Linked DNA regions of Homo sapiens: region 2 is linked to region 1. Evidence: chromatin contacts called from ENCODE Hi-C or POLR2A ChIA-PET data. All regions are on one chromosome and are shown on one strand. Each heading gives the region's core, a stretch centred on a gene start or an enhancer-like site at or near the end of the contact. The rest is flanking DNA. Distances are from core to core; before and after follow the strand shown. Region 1 overlaps MBD5 (methyl-CpG binding domain protein 5). Region 2 has its middle 98 kb from the start of EPC2.

Region 1 (6,007 bases), core at 496-2,995:
TTAAATGTGAGAGAACCAAGGTTCTCTGGAGGTTTTTCATTAAAACATTGTAACTTCATTTTAAATATTTGGAACTTTATATAGTCAATTTTAAACTCCTAAGATATTTTAATCAAAATTTATAATAAATAAATGTCTTATAAAACTTGTTAATACGTCAAACTTATGTTCATACAAAAGAAATAGTGAGGATAAATTTATTTAACACATTACACACAGTGCGATATTGTCAGGCAACGTGGCAATGATAATACTGTCAGAACCCTTGCCAAGCAGCCTGCAAAAGGGGCCCCAGCCCAGCCTCAGCAAACCCTAGGTGGCCTTGCAGAGTGCTCCCAGGAGCTTGCTTGGCAGACACCTCATTAGGAAAACAACTGAGACTGACTCCATGAGATGACCAGGGCCCCTTGAAACTGGAATGGGTAGGTAAAAGGAAGACAGTACATACATAATAAAAAAACTTCTTATATACCAGTTAGAAGGAATGAATAGATTATACAAACTAGATGGTATTTAAAACAGTTATAAGGAGAAAAAAGAGAAGTATGTATATCATGACACCTTTTGTGTGTGTGTTTAAAAAAAAACACACATAAAACAATACTAGATTAAAGTATAAAAGCAGACTAAAAGTTGAGGGGGGAAGGTGAGGGAAAATGGGACCAGGATAGGTAACAGGGAACTCCAGCTTTATTTTTTTAATATAAAAGACTTAAAGGAATTTATTAACATTTCCTTCCAGCGGGGGAATATATTAGGTTTATTTTATCCTATGTACTCCTCTGCATTTTAAAATTTCTAAAAATAAATGACAAAAATATAAAAGCTAAAGACTAGCTTACAGGGCAGCAAAAGGTAGGGGTTGATGCCATATTCCCCTTATAATTTGGTTAAAACCAATACACTAATTTTTCCCTTCAGTTAAACTGACCTAAGTACGTATATATTTTTTGAAACATAGGACCATCTGGGCCACCTTTGACAAATATTTTTATTTAGCAAATACATAGAGCATCTATGGTATGTCTAGCACTATAGAACTCAGGGGTGGAAAACTCGGAGTTCTCAAAGTGTAGACAGAAACTCAATGTATGCATTGTCCAGTCCTGGTGTGTGAGGAAAAAACCTAGGGAAAGCTATGGTAAACTGAACTAAAGTTCAAAAATGTTTCAAAACACTATGCTAACCAAACTAAATACAACAGTAAGCCAAACTCTCCCACGACTGCAAATTTCCAGTCTCCATGGTAGATGCTAAGATAGGACTTAACTCATGGAAACCCATGCTAACCACCTGTTATGAAAACGTTACCTCCAGCAGCTTTTCTAGTAATTGTCATGACAGGGTAAATGAAAAGAATCACCTTAGCACTTGGAAAAAATGAGTAATTATTTATTGCATAAAGGAGGAAAAACAAGTTAACAGTCAGGATGGGCAAAGTGTACATAACCACAGAGGTGGGTAGCATGGATTTACCTGATTTTAGTTCAACAGCTTCATAGATCTAAGCTTCAAAAATGGCAGATGCACCGTGTGTGTTATTCGGGCCAAACATGTGTAATGGAATGCTAAGTGGAGAGAAAAGGTCAGAGAAGTGATAGGCACCCTGAGGCCGTCATTCTTTATCTGTTCAAATAGTTACCTCATTTTGGCTTTTGGCCCTGGGGGGCAGGCTCCGGAGCCTCAGGTGCGTCAGAGTTAAGCTGTTTCCCACCCCGGAACACGCACCGGCATTTCAGCCTTCACTTGCTCAACTCCAGAGCCAGGACGCTCCAGAGAGGACAGAGGGAGCTCCCTAGTGGCCAGAGCCTGCAGTTCAGCCCCTCCGCCCTTCCTCTGATCACACAGTCAGGCTGACTGAGAAAGAAACAAGAAGCAACACAGGGCCGGCTGGAGCCAGGGAGCATGAGGGGCGTCTCTGGGAGAGGGAACCCGTGGCCCAACTTTCTTCCCAAATCACCAGATTGTGGAAGAAGCATGTGGAAGAGGAAAAAGTCCATCTCCCCGCCCCACAATCTGTTCAACTTTTTTTAGTAGTTCTGTGACTTTAATCATTAGTATTCAGTGATAAGAATCCCAGAGTGATGTTTTGTCATCTGAATTTTCCAAACGCGAGTATAAATTGGCTTTCTCTCGTGGAATTGGTACTTTTGTTTTCTGATTAGGAAATTAAATTGAGTTTTGTTTCTTTAATTTTTTAATCTGGTGTGTTGTTTTCATTAATTCCAGAAGTGGAAAGCTAAATAACCATTTAGAAGCTGCTATTCATGAGGCCATGAGTGAACTGGACAAAATGTCTGGGACTGTAAGTTAATTTATTTTTCCATTATACTACGTTTCTTTGAAAATAAATTGTGTTACACTTTTTGGTAAAGTCTCTTGAGTATTGTCAAACAACTCACATAGCAATACTAAATTACTAGCCTAGAAAAAAAAGACAAATATTAGAAAAGATTCAAAGTCATTTAAGAAAAAGAAACCTACCACATTAACTATGTCTTTCTTCCTGAGATAAGTAATTTTGTTTTGCCACATAACGTTCGTTTAAAATATGAGCAGCAAAATATTGAAGTTCAAACCACAGCTTTCTGCACTTGACTCTGTGAATGGCCATGGCCATTACTGTTGCTTATATATGTAGTAATGCAAACTTTGTTCTGTCCATTGAACCAAAAAGACAGTGGGGTCAAGATCAAGAGTATATAGACCTCTCATATCCCATTTTTATTGAACTGTGCATATAATAGCATTGAGTGTGAGAAGTTTAATCGTTATGCTCCAGTTCACATATTGACTGATGTAAATACTTAAAATATAATTTTGGTAATCTGTTAAAAATGTGAATTGTCTAAGGCTATTTAGCATGAAAAATAATTTCTTTTATTTGACCTTATGTTACAAGGTTATCTGAATCCCAACAAACCATCCAATGACAATTGAATGATGGGATTAGTATAGGTTTTAGAGATTTTGTAATCCAACCAAACCATCATTTCGCAGATGGGTGAATTGAAGCCCTGAGACATTAAATTTCCTGATAAAATTATAGGAAAGATCTAGATTGGGGATTATAAACTCAAATGTTTTCTAGGGCCAGGCAAATTATATCAGTAAGTAAAGTGGGCCAGGTATGACAGCAGTTGGAATGGATGAGAAATGCCAGTGAAGATCCATGGGTTAGGGTAGGCTACCAATCTAGAGGCTCAGCACAGTATAAGCCATTACCCACTTGAGTCTGGTGCTGGTTGAGGAAGGGTTGCTCCACACCAGGGCACAGATTCTTTCTGTATCTAGTGACCACCTCTCTTAGGACCTCAGAGTGCTCCATTATATCCTTTGCATTTTGCCTTGAAGGTAAAAGAAAAGAGCGTGCTAAGAATACTGCCAGCATAGGTTTTATGAGCCAGACCTGGAAGCTCATTCTGTTGACTTTCCACTGACCTGACCTAATCATATGGCCTTCTTAACTCAAGTAGAATAGGAAATAGAACATAGAATGTGCCTGCCCAGGAAAAAGAGAAAATGAGTTTGGCCATCATCTCTCTAGGCTCTGCCTCGGGACATTTGGTCCTGGTGGAAATCAGGTAGTTGAGAGTAATAAGGATCAGGGCAACCTGGGAGTCATGTGCTCTCTCCAGAAGGCATTCCTTCCATGCTCCAGCAGATCTTAGACATCTGGGAAATTGTGTTCATGTTGCAAGATCTTTCCATTTTTCATATAAAACTAGAAGTCTAGAAGTAAATTTTCTCATTTTTATGGGTTGACAACTGTTTTAAAAAATATTAAAGTGCCATATGGCTAAACAAAATACCATTTCAGCCACATTTGGTCCACAGATTACTAGTTTGCAGTCTCAGTTATAAAAAGTTTCTTTCCTCAGTTATAAAAAGTTTTGGCTCTTTACTACAGAATAGTTGTTTTAAAAAATGTGTATGGAGAAGATTAGGAGGAATAGGCAGATTGAAAAACCCATAAACATTATTTAAAATTTTTAAATATTATTTTTTAAAAGCATTCTGCATTTGAGTCTGGATAGCATTGCCCTTTGCTGCTGTCTAAACATTATTTTTAAGCATGTAATTGAGCCAACTTGTAGTGGATCCGGAGAGGCGATTGTACTCATCTCTTCCTAATTCTAAGTCCTGTGACATAAGGTTGGCCAGGGTAAAAGTTTTACACCACAGAAACTGGCAAAATGCTAAAATGGACTTGTGTCGAAATGCTGATTAAGCATTTGCTACACCATTGCCTTGGGTTCATCCCTCCTCTCCTAGGTCTTGGACCTTGCTCCTTTCCACCAATAGCTACAAGACAATTTGATCACTCCCTCCTCCAAATTATACCTGCTATCTAATGCTGCTCAGCCACTGCTCAATCTGATGAACAGCACTAAATGTTGCTAGTTCCTGCATTAGCACATAAAGAAAGGTGAGTTGTATTAACTGCTCCTCCCAGACTACACAATTTCAGATCTGCCAACAGATGATAGTGGTATTCTCTTTTCCATTTTGATTCTTCTTATGAACAAACATCCTTGGGCTGAGCTATGTGTGCATGTTATTATAATTTGTGACCCTTCCTAGTCATTGTAAAATAAGTAGGGTAACAAAGTGAGGGAAAAAAAGGGGCATGTTTGGTGTGTAATTATTCATTCTTCCAGGCTGTAGTGAAATTGGTGATCTAGGGTCTCTGACAGGGAAGGCTTTATTTTTGTTTTAAATGGACAATGGGGGTAACAACTGCACATTGCATTTCCCATACTTGATTTTGTCCAGTTCATCCTTTGTTTTCCACTGTCTATTGGCACCCGCAGAGTGTTGCACTGCTTATCAGTTTCTAGCATTCTGCATTCTCTGTAGTGACTGTGGGCACACTGACATCTGGGGTCTTGGTAAACATTTGAAGTGCCTCAGGATATCAGTAATTGAAAGTGAAAGCCAGAGTCTATTCCCTACCCTGCTCCTTTGTCAGAAATTTTATGGTGTTTGTGATTTCATCCTCTGTTGTTGTTGTTTTTTTTCTACCTTTTTATTTCCAGGTACACCAAATCCCACAGGGTGACAGACAAATGAGACCCCCCAAACCCAAGAGGAGGAAGATCTCCAGATAACAGAGACTACTCCACTAATGCGCAGTGTTTATTAAAGGAACATGCACAGATGTATCTGTATATAGGTATTGATATAGCCACAGTTATATCAATATTTAGACTATGGCAGATAGCTACCACCACCACAGGGTGCTAAAAGAAACAGTGATACAAAATTTTTTTGATCAGGAAGGATAATGAATGCTGGAAAAGCCAATCAAAGTCTCTGTGTGATGAGAGTGATCAATGGTCAAGAGATTACTGAGAAACTCTTTTTCTATAATACTAAATTGTGATTATAAGAAATAGTCCAAATGTTTCTGAAGAATTTTCAATGTTGTATATAGAAAATACAGAATTTCATGGTGATATCAGAAATGTAAATATTGTACAGTATTGTCATGTACAAGCGTACCTAATGCACACTTTATCTTTTATTGTACAAAGAAATAGTGTACAAAATTCTTTGGTTTCTATGGAGTACACCTACCAGAGACTACCAGTGTAAAGTGATAAATAAAAATACAACCTAAATGCTTTTCTATGATAATGTAAAAGATGCTGTTTTTGTATTTAACAGCAGAGAAAAGGCATGATGATGTAATATCTGAATTATGACATACACTGCACACCACTGAGTGTCCATTTATATTGTCTGTTTGGAATGAACCTTGCCTGGAAGCACTGGACTCAATTTCGGGTGTCTAGGAAATTGCAACTTTGCAGATTTCTAAAGGGATGAGGGCTCACAGGTCTAAATTAAGAATTCAGAAACTGCAACCATTTGTTGCATATTTTTTTTACCTAAGTTTTAAAATAGAATAGGTTTTATAAAAAAAAATCTTAGATGGAATATTTTACTCAGCCATTTCTGTAGTTAACATTTGATAGCCACCTGTTGAAGCAGATAGCTTATA
Region 2 (6,179 bases), core at 697-3,196, 36 kb after region 1:
GGTACCTGAGGCCACCTCCTTTCTCCCTCCTGTCTAGCTGAGTAGGAGAGTAGGGAGAACAGTTCTCAGAGACCCACCAAACCTCTCCTTCTATGCCGCGTCCTTCTAGAACTAATCATCGGCAGGAAGGTTGGGCTCACTCTGATGGGCTGAGACTAATCAGGGCTGGAGGTGGGAATGGGTCACCTTCCCTTGAGACACAGGGCTGTGTGTGAGGAGATGACACCTGCATGAAATCAAGCGGTTATTTTAGGAAACAGCAAAGGAGCAAGAGATTCTGGGTGACCATCCCAGGGCCCAGTACAAGCTCTGACTGTGATGGACACTACAGGGCTACAGAAAAATATTGTTTTATTTACTTTTTAAACACTTTATCATGGAAATTTTCAAACATATAAAAAGTGGACAAAATAGCATAACAGATCATCCTGTACACATAATCCAGTCTCAATAATTATCAACTCAGAGCCTATTTTTTAAATCAATTTTCCTGCCCACGTTCCTCTCCAATGTATTAAAATCTCAGATATCAGCCAGGCACAGTGGCTCAGGCCTATAATCCCAGAACTTCGGGAGGCCAAGGCAGGCAGATTTCTTGAGCCCAGGAGTTCAAGCCCAGCCTGGGCAACATGGCAAAACCCCATGTCTACAAACAAACAAAAATTGGCTGGGCATGGTGACACACACCTGTAGTCCCAGCTACTTTGGAGGCTGAGGTGAGAGGTTTGCTGCTTGACTCTAGGAGGTCCAGGCTATAGTGAGCCAAGATCGTACCACTGCACTCCAGCCTGGGTGTCAGAGTAAGACTCTGTCTCAAAACAAAACAAACATCCCAGACATCATATCATTTCAGCATGTAACTTTATTTCATGCATGTAACTTTAAAAGACAAATTATTTCAGCATGTAACTTTAAAAGACAAAGACTCTTTTTAAGACAAAATCATAGCTCACCTAAAAAGTGATTAATCAAAACTAATTAAAAGTAATTTCTTAACATCTTCAAATTATGTAGTCAGTGTTCAAATTTCCAACTTTCTTATATGTGACAAAATTTCTTTCTGCAATGCATTCAAGGGTAAGTTCTTAGAGATCAGTCTTGTCCTTATCTTTCAAAATAAGGAAATAGAGATCCAAAAAGGTTTGATAGCTTACCCCAAGGCCATTAGATTTATTTTAATTGATCATTTTATCCTGCCTTTTTTCTTGATGTATTTGAGGCAGATCATCACGCAGTGGAAGACCCAAAAATTCATTCATTCATTTAGCAAATGTGGTTTGAGCATCAGCTCTGTGCTTAATTCGGCCAGTGTGGTCACAGCACTGGGATCTGTAATCAGAAGACGTAAGCTTCTACTCACAGGGCTTCTGCCTATGACATTAGGCAAGTCTCCCCTGTCCATCTGTCTTGGTGCCTGAAATCCCCATGAGAGTCACTCTTTTGAGTTAGGGAGTTGTGGGAGGCCCCCCTTATGAATGTACACACATATTACTTTACTGGATAGTTGTTCTTTCGGGATGCCGACATTGAACACTCGTCCTATTTTGGAGAAATCCTAGAATAGGTGGTGGGGATGGGGCAGTGGGGGAGAAAGGGCTCCTCCCTCACTACAGAAACAAATGGATGCATGGTCTTTTCCCATTCCAGGCAGCTAGAGAGGGACGCTGGGTCTGGGGCTTGCAATCAAGTGCCGCAGCCCGAATCATCAAGCTTGAAGGAGTGACACAAAGGCCTGGGGCCACTGAAGATGACCCACGGGTGCCTCTGCCAAGGCCAGTCCAGGGCAGTTGTGTTGAGTGTCCAGAGCCACCAGGGTGGCACCAAGATGATGGTCCCCCAGGAGCCACCTCTGCTCAGCCTGGCCTTGTCTGCTTCCACAGCAACGTGGTTCCTTCCCATCCGTCCATGCTGTGAGCTGCCTGTCCTTCCAGTAAGTGACATTTCTGCTTAAATTGCCTAGTCACTTCCTGCAGTTGGCAACCAACATCTCTGACTAAAGGAGTCCATTGAGAACAACAATCTAGTAACATGATAGGTGTTTTCCAACATTGTTCTGATTGGCTTATCAAGTTCAATAGTTGTCATCTATTAAGAAATAAAATAGAACCCAAGGCAAGGCACTTGACACTGCTGGGGACATGAGAGGTTCAGAGCTGTGGAGACCCATGGCCAGGACCTGGAAGTCTAGTGTGCTACCCTAGAATGCTGGGGGACCAGGCGTGTGGGGGAACCTTCACCTCCTTTCCAAATTTGCTGAGGGATGACCCTGAAGAACGGGCCAGTGTGGAACAAGGATTTATGCCAGTGCCCAGCACTGTGCCTGGAAGGAGGAGACACATGGTTCCCTAGAGCCCCAGACAGAGCAACCTGCTCTACCCACTCCAACCCATTCATTCTCTGCTGGACCCACAGCAGAGTCCCCTGGGGACAGAGATCGGTAGGATGATCTTGGGGATTATACTATAGATGGCTGCCGGGAATGGTGTTTCCTTCTGGATCCGAGGGAGCTTGGAGCTGTACCTGCTTTCCTTAGGGTGTATGAGTGGGCAGTATCTAGCCAGGGCCTGGGCTCAGCTCCCACAGGAAGCAGCTCCACACCCCCCAGGCAGTTCTACCAGTCCCCTTGCTGGGGTGTCTGTTAGCCTGGACTTGGGACCACAGCTCAGGGATATGGCTCCAAATGCCATAACCCTGGCTTCTCCCATGTGCTCATCCACTTCTAAGCCACATGAAGCAAGACCATCAGCTGGCTGAGCAGAACACCCACTGCCCTTCCAGCCTCAGGCAGGAAGTTGCTTAATGAACTCCTAAATAGTTACCCACAATAACCAGATTTCCTACACAGAGTCTGTGGTTTCCTGCCCTCCAGAAGGTGCTCCCAGCCCTCCTCCCCCATGTTCCTCACTGCCCATGAGTCTTCCTGGGCTCAGGTGCACCCCTCCTTCCCTCAACCTCCCATCTCCTCATTCTTGCGCTACTTCCTCACTCTTTGCTCTTATTTTCTTCCTAACCTGTGCCCTTATTGTTTGTCTGTTTTCTGAAAATATTTCCACTCTCAAGGGATTTTGTGGCTATCCCTGGATCTCCTTGCTGTTGCACTAATAGCTCAGAGGGCATACCCATCTTTAGCCCTAACCCCAATTTCTCCCAGATCCAGTGATGTTATAGTTGAATGACATCCCCTTAAAAAGATATGTTGACATCCTAATCCCTGGTACCTCAAAGTGTGGTGTTATTTGTAAACTTGCAGACATAGTTAAGAAGTTGTACTGGAGTACGGTGGGCCCCTGATCCAATGCTACTAGTGTCCTTCTAAGAAGACAGCCATGTGAGGACACAGGCAGCTGAATAAATGAATGACTGCCTACATGGAGGAGCTAAAACTCCTCCATGCTGGCAGGGGCAAGAGAGGGAGTGGCAGGACTGGAAACAGTGAATACAGTGGCCAAGTGACAGAGAATGAAAAAAAGCTAATTTTTCATTTGTCTAATGAATCCAAGTGAGAGCTATAGTGAACGCAAGGCCTCCCTGGGTTCTTTTCCATCTTGTGATCGCCATTTCTCTGCTGCTAGAGGACATCAAATCCTTCGCTCTCAACTTGGCACAACCAGGTGAGCCCACCCAGGTGGTTGCCATCCAGCACTCCGGCCTGGCGTCTCCAAGGTCGACCCTAGCCAGCACAACCAATGCATCTGATGGTTCCAGACCCGAACAAGGAGGCTGAACATGAGCCTTGGGAGGCGGAGGTGGGGCGGGGCGTGGGGTTCATGTGCTGCATGTTTGGAGGCTGAAGTGCTCTCCCTCACACTCTGGGCCTGAGTGCTGCACTCACAGTGAAGCTTTACCATTTATGAGGCTCCTGCTACTGCAAGGTATGGCCAAGACTCATCCGTAGACACACATTAGCAACTCTAAGGCAGAAATCAGTGCCATGGAACTGGGCAGTGGGCCACTGGAATTCAGAGAAAGAAGACGTCAGTACTGTGGAGGGCATGGTGGGTAGATGTCAAGAGACCCAGAAGTAGCCCTTGAAGGGAGAGTGGCCCTAGAATCCCCCTCTCTAGAATCCCCCTCCCTAGAAGCCACCTCCCTAGAAGCTCCCTCCCTAGAAGCCCCCTTTCTTCAAGGGCAGCTTCTTGAGTGGCAGGCATTTCATGGGAGGACAGCAAAGACATGGGTGTGGGGATAAGTTTAGAAGACAGTCAGCCCCTGGCTGTACATGAGCAAACAAATAGCTCCAGGACAGACAATGCCAAGGTGGATGGTATCTGGACCTTCCCACCCAGGAACAAATGTGTCCTTGATGCCAAGAGATGCAGAAGGGCTGCTTTCTGAGTTAAAGAGGGAAGCATTGGCCTTTTTTCTATTTGGATGAATAACATCCTGATCGTTTTGGTAACTTCAAATAAAATATAAAGGCAGAAATAATATAGCATCAGCCAAGTTATTATTAAAAAATAACAGAATGCAGTCATTGGCAGTGTTGGACCAGAAATACAATCCCCCTGAGGAGCTGACATTATCCATGGGCTGGTAGAGGGGCCTCTCACTTGCTCTCTGGCTGGTGTGTCTTTGCTTCTCCACTGGCATCTGCAGGCTGGGGGGCTATTCAGGTGGCTGACCCATAGGGACCCTACTGAGTGCTTGCCTATTGGGAAATGCGCAGTGAACATTTAATGAAGGGAGTGGGATGGGGGAAGAGAAGAGACAGCGTGTGAATTATCTTCTGACAGTGTTAATATGGAATCAATTTCTAAGAAGAGATGAGCATTTACCACCAAGGTTAACATGATGGAATATGTGGATACAAGCCTTCAAGACTTTTAAACCAACGGTGTTCATGGTAGGCAATTGCTTTTCTTTATAATGAGAATTGTAGGCAAATGATAACATGCTGTAGAAGTTATTAATTGATGTTTTAAAAGTTACCCCATGGCAGAAAATTAGAGAAAATGCGTTGCTGGCTTAAGCTTCTTCTCCTGAAGATCATCAGGATCTTGTCCAACGAAGTGCCTTCATTATGTCACATTTAACTCATCCATCTTCATTTTCAACTCAACTGGTTCAGCTGCTGTGTATCTCTGGGTCCCTTCAGCCTTCTCCCAGGACAAGCACCATTTAGATGCTCACTTGATCATTAGATGTTTAATGGCTGGGACGTTTGCCACTTCTTGGCAGTCTCAGGGCCCTCTTGTGTTAGGAAGTGGGCCAAATGCATCTAAATGGGGAGTGAGGTGAGATAGAGGGGCTTTTGTGCTAACTTCTGTCTGAAAGATGTGCGTAGACTGCTTAGTGTGGAATCTGTCACAGAGCAGCAATGGGAATGATTTTGGCCCATCTGTCCCCGTCAGTCCATCAGTGATCTTTTGCCCCAGGCAAGGAAGTCATGGGAGATAGGGCTCTTTGCCACCTTCAGGGCCCAATTCCCGCCAGCCTCTCAGTGTGAGCACTCCACATACTAATATGATTCTTGGGCTTAACAACAATACATTTTTTATACAATATGGCTCTTAGATGCAAGCCAACTACACATCCGGTGCTTGACCAAAGCGGTGATCTATCCTCACTCAGCCAGAAGAAAAAAGTGGACTCTGTGTCGGACATTTTGACAGATGGTGCCTTGGTCTCCAATGTGGCACACAAATACCAACCCTGTGGGCTGAATTCAGGTGTTTTTTTGTTGCTTGTTTTGTTTTGTTTTTTGAGAAGGAGTCTTGCTCTGTTGCCAGGCTGCAGTAAGGTGGCGCGATCTTGGCTTACTGCAACCTCCACCTCCTGGGTTCAAGCGATTCTCCTGCCTCAGCTTCCCAAGTAGCTGGGACTACAGGTGCGTGCCACCACGCCCAGCTAATTTTTGTATTTTTAGTAAAGACTGGTTTCACCATGTTGGCCAGGATGGTCTCAATCTCTTGACCTCGTGATCCGCCTGCCTTGGCCTCCAGAAATTTGGACCTCATGCAATTTTCATCTTAGGAGCAACCCCTAGTTCAGACATGATGGCCCTGAGGGCGACACTCTAATTAGTCCTAGGTTACTCAGGCTACCATCACTGAGTCAGCCCCTCACAGCCCTGTGCCCCCATGCTAGTGAACTGCAATTCTCCAAACGCACCTCTATTCTGCATTCCATCTGAAGTAACTGCAGGCCCGGGGAGGAGGGCATGACATGAGGAAGGGGTG

The links. A loop is a pair of places that touch in the nucleus more often than their neighbours do. ChIA-PET counts read pairs that join two places held with the same protein, here RNA polymerase II (POLR2A). Pooled maps may share reads with other maps.
Region 2: a pooled map shows a loop between it and region 1 (3-fold over the local background). The contact joins two enhancer-like sites. A Hi-C loop is called at or near these places in 4 of 168 maps with a recorded cell type or tissue (CD4-positive, alpha-beta memory T cell, CD8-positive, alpha-beta T cell and naive thymus-derived CD4-positive, alpha-beta T cell), 1 of 37 single-sample maps with no recorded cell type and 10 of 50 pooled maps. POLR2A ChIA-PET finds 5 or more read pairs at or near these places in 8 of 52 experiments (CD4-positive, alpha-beta T cell, CD4-positive, alpha-beta memory T cell, activated CD4-positive, alpha-beta memory T cell and 4 more).

What each region holds. Positions count from the first base shown.
Region 1 is chr2:148,507,831-148,513,837 of GRCh38, forward strand. MBD5 (methyl-CpG binding domain protein 5) reads left to right here. Exons shown (of 14, transcript NM_001378120.1): 13 at 2,230-2,305; 14 at 5,040-6,007. The coding sequence ends at 5,111. Among named protein-coding and RNA genes, the nearest start is that of EPC2, 130 kb to the right of the region's middle. Within about 2 kb of position 1,746, at least 6 of the 41 ENCODE cell types and tissues checked have a DNase peak (open chromatin) inside an H3K27ac peak, as active enhancers do.
Region 2 is chr2:148,543,690-148,549,868 of GRCh38, forward strand. No RefSeq gene overlaps it. Among named protein-coding and RNA genes, the nearest start is that of EPC2, 98 kb to the right of the region's middle. Within about 2 kb of position 1,947, at least 2 of the 41 ENCODE cell types and tissues checked have a DNase peak (open chromatin) inside an H3K27ac peak, as active enhancers do.